Regions from separate parts of the Homo sapiens genome. Here region 2 is linked to region 1. Evidence: chromatin contacts called from ENCODE Hi-C data. All regions are on one chromosome and are shown on one strand. The core of a region is the stretch at or near the end of the contact, and the rest is flanking DNA. Distances in the headings are between cores, read along the strand shown. Region 1 overlaps NUDCD3 (NudC domain containing 3). Region 2 overlaps PKD1L1 (polycystin 1 like 1, transient receptor potential channel interacting).

Region 1 (3,720 bases), core at 58-2,557:
CATGCAAAAAATTATTTGGGTTTTTATCTAAAATTGAGTTAGGTTACAGGCTCAGAAGAATGTTAAACAGCTTCTGTCTACCTGCATGTCTAATGGGATGTGTGAAGGTAATGCAGGGCAGGGGACAGTGCCCATTGACTGCCCCAAGGACACCTAACGCTGCCCACACACTCCCAAACTCCCAGGAGGCAGGGCCTACCCTCCCTTTGAGAGCTGCTGATCAAGTAGGAGTTTTCTGTTTTCATTCATATTTGAAAAGTTGGAATAATCTGCTTTATGATGTCTTTATTCCCTGAAAAGTTAAGCTAATAATATTGGTCAGTGTTTTCCTATTTAGGAACATTTTCTGAACATGTGGTCATTAGGGGATTTTAGAGTATAAGTTATGTATCTGTTAATTTTTTCTGGGTAATTATGTGGTTGAGATGCTAGTGGCACACATTATGGTTACATTTGTTCAGTAACTGTAACTCGAGCCCTGGAAATTAGGCTTCTATAAAATTTCATAGCAATTCATGAAATGTTGTTTGTAAGCAAAATGTACCCAGCTCCTTGACTAAAGTTACCTTAAATATTCTTAAAGATAGAGAGGTAATACGCATTTCTTTTTCTCTTTCTGTATGTGTGTATATATGAGAGAGAGAGAGAGAGTGTGTGTGTACATGTCCCTGATAATTCCTATCTCAGAGCAGTGGAAGTCCTCTGAGTTTGATAATATGCTTTGCATGTGCTATATTTGTGGACTGCCTCAGAACATCTCTTGGGGAGACTACCTGGGTTCAGGGACCACCTGCCTATGCACCTGAATCATGTGAGCCCTGATTTTATTTACCACGGAGCCAGGCACTTGAACACTGTCCCATCCCAACTGTGTCCATCCCAACTGTGGACAGCTTTTACACGGTCCACCTCCTTGCCTTCCAGGACCCCTTCCTCCCTTCTCCTTGGCTTCTGTGGCCCTGCACCCATGAAGGCCAGCACAGGCACCACCTTCTCTAGGAAGCATTTCTGGCATTTGAGAAAATGAGCTTTCACACAGTCTGGGTTAGGGCCCGGATCCCAAACTTTCTGTTTCTTTGTTTCCTCCCCCTTTCAACCATTATGGCTGAGGTGTGGCCATTCTGCATGTCACATGGCTGGTGAAAGACTCCTTTCTCTCTCTCTTTGGTGCTTCTTCAAAGGCTCCTTCACTTTCAATGGTATAGGTCAGATTGTACCATGTGTCTGCGGCTGACTCAATCATGGTAGCTTTTCTGTCCTTCCCATAGCATCCCTAACAGGCAGGAAATGATTTAGTCTTTATGAGTGTGCCTCCCCCCACAGGGAGACAGCCTTTTCCTGTTGCAGATCACACTGATTTTAAGAGAAGACTTCTCTTCATATGCAGCTTGCCCTTCTATCCTCCCATCCCATGTATATGTGGCATACCTTCTATGATGTTTCAGGCTCTGTTCTAGCAGTCAGACATATAGAGTGGGAGATGCTCAAGGGGCTCACAGTTTAGGGGGAGCTTGGACAAACTGTTGCAATCCCATGTGATGAATGCAGAGGAAGGGTCCAGACCCATTTTCTGGAATGTCAGAAATACTTCCTGGAGAAGGTGATGCCTGTGCTGGCCTTCATGGGTGCAGGGCCGAAGAAGCCAGGAGAAGGGAGGAAGGGATTCCTGGAAGGCAAGGAGATAGAAGAAAGCATTTGAGTTGTGTCCAGAGAATCCCCTTGGGAGGGGTATAGTCTTGAAGGAGCGTTTTGAGATAAGCAGAGTTGAACCCGTCGGGTTTTTAGGCCTGTTGTCTAGGACTACCTAGGATATGTGGTAGGAGAAAAGAATTATCACACCGTTCAAATACATTTTTAAAAATAATGAAAGATTTTCCAATGGAGGAAAACTAAAATCCTTTAATGCAGATTTTGCAAAAAAGCGTTTTTGCCAAGTGTTGACTAGTGTAGAGTTAATTCATTTGGAGTAATGTTTTATAGTATTTGTGAAATTTAGTATAGGTTAGAGTTAGTACTGGATCCAGGGTTTAAACTTTTGTTTTCTCTTTCTTTCCCCCCAAATTAAAGCATCCTATCCTTTTCATCTTAATTTCATTCATATCTTCATATTACGTTTTTGAGATAGCTGTTTATTTTTTTGAGGGGGAAATAGTGACATAAATAGGTTTAGAACCTCAGGTGGCTTAAAACCCCAGATGTAGTCAGTGGTAAATTTTTTTTTTCTTGGTTAGTCTAGTTTTGGTGTTGGTAAGTATTATATATGCTGGTGGGTTTTTAAAAAGGGCACGTGGTAGAGTCTGGCATACTATTTGGAGTCTTGTGGTAGCTGCCCACTTCCTGCTAATGCAGTAGAGCATGTTCATAATGGCCTTATATGCTTTCCTTCCTAGGGCAGGCCGTACTTAGTCATACCAGGTAAGAAATATGTTTTAAAATTTTAGTTAAACAGTTATGATGATAGCTTATAGTTTACTTTGCATTTCTTTATTTATAGAAAGATTACATTTTCTACACAGTGATTTACTGTTGTTATTTCCTACTTTGTTAACTCATTAACTCCACTTACTCATTGATGGGAGTCTGGATATTATCCTTCTGTAGTTTTACAAATCCTCACATTTTCTTATTCACTGCTTTTCTTCTATCAGTTGATTCACTGAATTTAGTGTGGGGATTTTACCACATCGATACTGCCTTCAGTGATTTTCTTTATGTTAGATTTTAGAAATTTCTCTCTGCTTTAATGTTGTAGGCTAAATATACCATTCCATTGTCTACTAAAGGGCTCAAGACTGTTCTTTAATATTGTTTGATTTCTTTAAAATGAATTCCACTGTGACTTGATCAAGTTTTGTATTATACCACTTGGGGACTTTAATTGATATTATGTTAAAACTCCATATTAACTTGAAGAGTATGATCAGTTTTGTTCTCGTTAAATTTTCCTGTTAAAAGGAAGCATATCATTCTATTGTTGGTGGCTTCCTTTTTTCTGTCATTAAATTCAGTTACAGAAAGTTGCCCTCAAGAATTATATACAAATCTCATGTGTCCTCAGATCCATTAGTAGCCATACAGTTAATGTTTGTGTTGCTTTTAGCAATGGTATCTTCTTCTCCACCATATGTTATAGATGTGTGACAGTTAGGAAAGCAGTTGTTTAATTAATTACAAAAGTAATTTGGAAAATTTGGAAAATAGAATTATCCAGTTCTATCACTATTATTACCTTGTTCAATTTTCTTCTGATTAAAACAATTATATTTGCTAGTTCTTTATTAGACAATTATAATATTAGAAAATACATGACCACAGGTCTAGGCATGGTGGCTTATTCCTGTAATCCCAACACTTCAAGAGGCCGAGGCAGAAGGATTGCATGAGCCCAGGAGTTCCAGACCAGCCTGGGCAACATAGTGAGATCCCGTCTTGAAAAATTAGCCAGGCATGGTGGTGCATGCCTATAGTCCCAGCTATTCAGGGGGCCGAGATGGGAGAATTGCTTGAGCCCTGTAGGTCAAGGCTACAGTGGGCCATGATCGTGCCACTGCACTCAGCCTGGGCAACCAAGTGAGGCCCTGTCTCAAAAAAAAAAAAAAGAAAAAATTAAGAAAAATCCATCTACAATAGAATATATATAAAAAAATACTTAGGAATAAATTTTTAAAACTCCAAAACTAATAATACTCCCAAAACAACACAACATTGTTGAAAGGAATT
Region 2 (3,579 bases), core at 408-2,907, 3.5 Mb before region 1:
GAACAGGCATTCATTATCAGCGTGGCTGGTGGTTGTGCGTTTCCTCATATTGCTTAGTGTGGGCTACACCTAAGACATTGTTTAAGCAAGGAAATAGAAAGAAAACACACACAGCAGGACACGGCAGCCCAAGGACACGCATCTTCATGATCAGCCCGTTGTTAGGCCCAGGTGGCTTTGACCTTATGTATAACTTAGGGCTTCTCCAGCTTTATGTTCTCACCTTCCCAGCACATTGCAGTCTTCAGAATGTTTGCTTTTTTTTTTTTCTCTAGAGGTCTATGCTAATCATGTGCTTCTTATGAGTGATGGGAAGTGTGGCTGTCCTTGGTGTGCTCTGAATGGAAAGGCAGAAGACCGGGAATCACAGAGCCCATCCTCATCAGCTTCCAGGCAGAAGGTATTCCTGGATCTGGGGAAATTAGGCTTTTCTTCCTGAATACAGTACATGTACAGTACAGCTAAAAAGCACCTCCATGTTTCATCAGGAATTCATCAGGGATTGTTTTCCTATCATGTGTGTTTGTGCCAATGAAGCAAGTGTGACTTATAAAGCCTTAATTCAGCTCCAGAGCATAGTTCCACATATAAGAAGTGCAGGCAGGGCTAGCCCAGCCCAGAGGAGTAGGGGATAGCCCTCAGATGGGGAGTGAGGGGTAGCCCTCAGGTGGGGAGTGGGGGCTGCCCTGCAGGTGGGGAGTAGGGGCTGCCTCCCAGGTGGGAAGTAGGAGGGTAGCCCTCAGGTGGGGAGTGGGGGCTGCCCCTCAAGCGGGGAGTGGGGGCTATCCCCGGGGTGGGGAGTGGGTGCTGTCCCCCAGGTGGGGAGTGGGAGCTGCCCCGAGATGGCTCCAGCACAGACAAGGCTTCCAGCAGCCAAAGCACTGAAACCCTGCTTAACTTGCGCAGTGTGGGGAGCTCGTTGAAGACCCCTATTAATTAAGACTGGGCTACCTGGATGTTTGTGAATTCCCTTGCATCTGTTTATCAGAGTAGCTAACAGGGCTTGGGTCTGAAGGCCTGGGCAATGCCCTGGAGATGGAGGAGAAGCGTGAGAGGAGTGACTCTCACATCTGTGGGTGGGGTCCGAGAGAAGAGTGAAAACTTCTGAGTGAGACATGCTTTTCACCCAGAATAAGCATTGGTTCCAAAGGGACATGCACAGACAGCCCAGAGTTGTGCGTTTCTAGTTCAAATTTAAAGAAGCCAGTTCTCTTTGAAGCTCCCAGAACCTCTGCTGTCCTTGGCAAAGACTCTCCTGCAGTTCATTTTTCAGTATTCCTCATGCAGAGCAGCGTTATTAAACCACCCCCTCCGTAGCACATCCATCTGAGTTTATATTGAAATGAATTTGATCTCAACCCACAGTGTTTGTGTTTGGGAGCTTTTCTCTGCTCTGCCATCACTTTTGTCAGCGAAAGTTCAAGGAGGCATTTTTAGGTTCCCAAGGAAGGATATTTAGTAAGATGAGCGTCTGATGGTTCTGAGAACAGGAGGTTGGGGAGAGGTGTTTTAGAGGGGAGGTGATATTACCTGCGTTTCTCACATTACACAATGTAAATAGCCACATACAGTGACTTCCTTAGGCTTTTAGTGCCCTCACCTCCAAACACAAGGGGGCAAACAGACCTCATGCTTCTTGAACACTTGGTGCAGATCTGCTATGCAGAATCACCTAGGGAGCTTAAAAGTCAAAGAAACCAAACAAAACCATGCACAAGCCCTGCCTCTGAAGATTCTAACAGACATGCTGTGGCGTGGCTCAGGGTGATGGTGCTTCAACCCCACCCCACCCAGGTGACTCCAAGGTTCAGCCACCTGGGACCTCAGCTTTGGGCATAGATCGATGCCTTTAGGATTTGACCATCATGTCCCAAAGGGCTTGGTCCTGGTGAAATGTGCAATCAGGGGGCTCTCTGGTTTTGGTTGACTGGGAGACCCATTTCCAAGCTGCATTCTGGCCGCTCTGCTCTCTACAGCCCCAGTGGGCTCAGGCGAAGGTCACACAGGGCCATACACCAGCTCCTGGACGTGCTGGGCAGTTTGCTGATTGGGCATAGTTATAGGATAGTGTCTTGCAAAGCCCTGTGTCTCCCATGCTGCTCACTAGCACCATGCCTTTTAGGGGTTGTAGGTACATGCAGCTGTCTCAGCCCCTGGGTTTCACATCCTCAGGAAACTGCCAGGATCTACCCAGGTCCTGCTCTGGGAGGCCACAGAGGGGTTCCCTGTTCTCGTCACAGAAGAGGGGCAGGTGCCAGGCGTATGCACTCAGGCACGAGCTGGCATCTTTCAGCTCCCACTCTGGCCTTCTTGACACCTTCCTGTGTTGTTCTCCTGAAAGATGAAGCACCTGATGTCCTGTAGTTACAAATCTGTAAAAGGCCCACAGCACAGGGAGCGCACATCCCAGGGAGGGGCTGGGCCGTTGGTTAACCTATACTAACTTCTTAACTGGCTGGAACTACTTCTGGTAACAGCTCTCTCAAGAGCCAGAGTGAGGCCCTGGGCCCTCAGTCTGAGGGATGGTGGCTGCTTTTTGTAATCATGTCCACAGTGGGGCGTTGTCTCTGGACAGGCGTCCTGTGTAGGAAACAAGGTGGCCAGCTTCCCGTAGGCCAAAAGTGTCCCCCCTCCTCCTGTGCCGTGGGCACCTCCCTGCTTTCCTGGTGCCACCAGGATTGAGATTTTGTCACAAGGAGAGCTGCACAGGTCAATGCAAGGTCAACAGAGGCCTCATGACCAAGATGGGCTCCCAGCACCCCTCACCTGCCCTCCAATGCCCCCACCCCACCTAAGCTCTCAGTGTGCACAGGCCGAGCAAGCCCAGTGGCATTGTCTCTGAGTTCTCTCTTGGGCTCCATCTCACTTCCAGTCCAGCAGCCAGCCCGGCCACCCCATAGCCTCAGAGGTGTTCACCCTCTGCCTTCACTCCACAATCAAGACCTGCCATCCTCATAGCCCTCTGAGTGGATCCCCTGCTGCCACTCCTGCCTGCCAGGCTCTCTTCAGTACCGCAACCACACTGTTGCTTCTGTGCATTGGAGCGTGCCACTCTTGTGCTCAGAACCCTCCATCTCATTCAGAATGAAACTCCACTTCCTGAGTCTGACCCCACTTGGCCTCCCGTAACTCTGAGGTCACCTCCTGTGCTCTCTTGGTTCCCACTTGTGGCTGCAGCCCCACGAGACTTCTGCTGCTCCTGCAGTGAAGCAGGTGTGCCTCCACCTTCGGCATAGCTCTGCATTCCTCCTCTTCCAGCTCTGCTTAGATGTCGTCACACACAGCGGCCTTCTCTGACCCTGTGTATAAAAAAGCACCGCGCCCCCCCCCCCCACCCCCACCCCGTCCCGACCCCGCACGAATCCCTCCTGCAGCTCTATTCTTCCGCAGCACGACCCCCAGCAGATGCTGTTATGGCTACATGTTTGCTTTCTGGCTTCCTCTGGCAGAACAGGAGCCCTGGGAGGATGAAGCTGTCTGCTTTCCTCGCTGTTGCTTCTCTGGTGCCCAGCACAGTGCTGGGCGCACAGCAGGGGTCCACTGCTATTTTGTTAATGAAGTAATATTACTTTCCCAAAT

What was found. Hi-C counts contacts between places; a loop is a spot of excess contacts on that map. Pooled maps may share reads with other maps.
Region 2: a loop to region 1 is called in a map with no recorded cell type, with 15 times the contacts of the local background. The contact joins two enhancer-like sites. A Hi-C loop is called at or near these places in 2 of 37 single-sample maps with no recorded cell type and 2 of 50 pooled maps.

The regions. Positions count from the first base shown.
Region 1 is chr7:44,459,083-44,462,802 of GRCh38, reverse strand. The region is part of intron 2 of NUDCD3 (NudC domain containing 3); the gene reads left to right. Among named protein-coding and RNA genes, the nearest start is that of NUDCD3, 30 kb to the left of the region's middle. Within about 2 kb of position 1,307, at least 2 of the 41 ENCODE cell types and tissues checked have a DNase peak (open chromatin) inside an H3K27ac peak, as active enhancers do.
Region 2 is chr7:47,937,014-47,940,592 of GRCh38, reverse strand. It overlaps PKD1L1 (polycystin 1 like 1, transient receptor potential channel interacting), which reads left to right. Exons shown (of 57, transcript NM_138295.5): 3 at 276-400. Among named protein-coding and RNA genes, the nearest start is that of PKD1L1, 9.7 kb to the left of the region's middle. RefSeq lists enhancers at 2,248-2,417, 2,868-2,947. Within about 2 kb of position 1,657, at least 4 of the 41 ENCODE cell types and tissues checked have a DNase peak (open chromatin) inside an H3K27ac peak, as active enhancers do.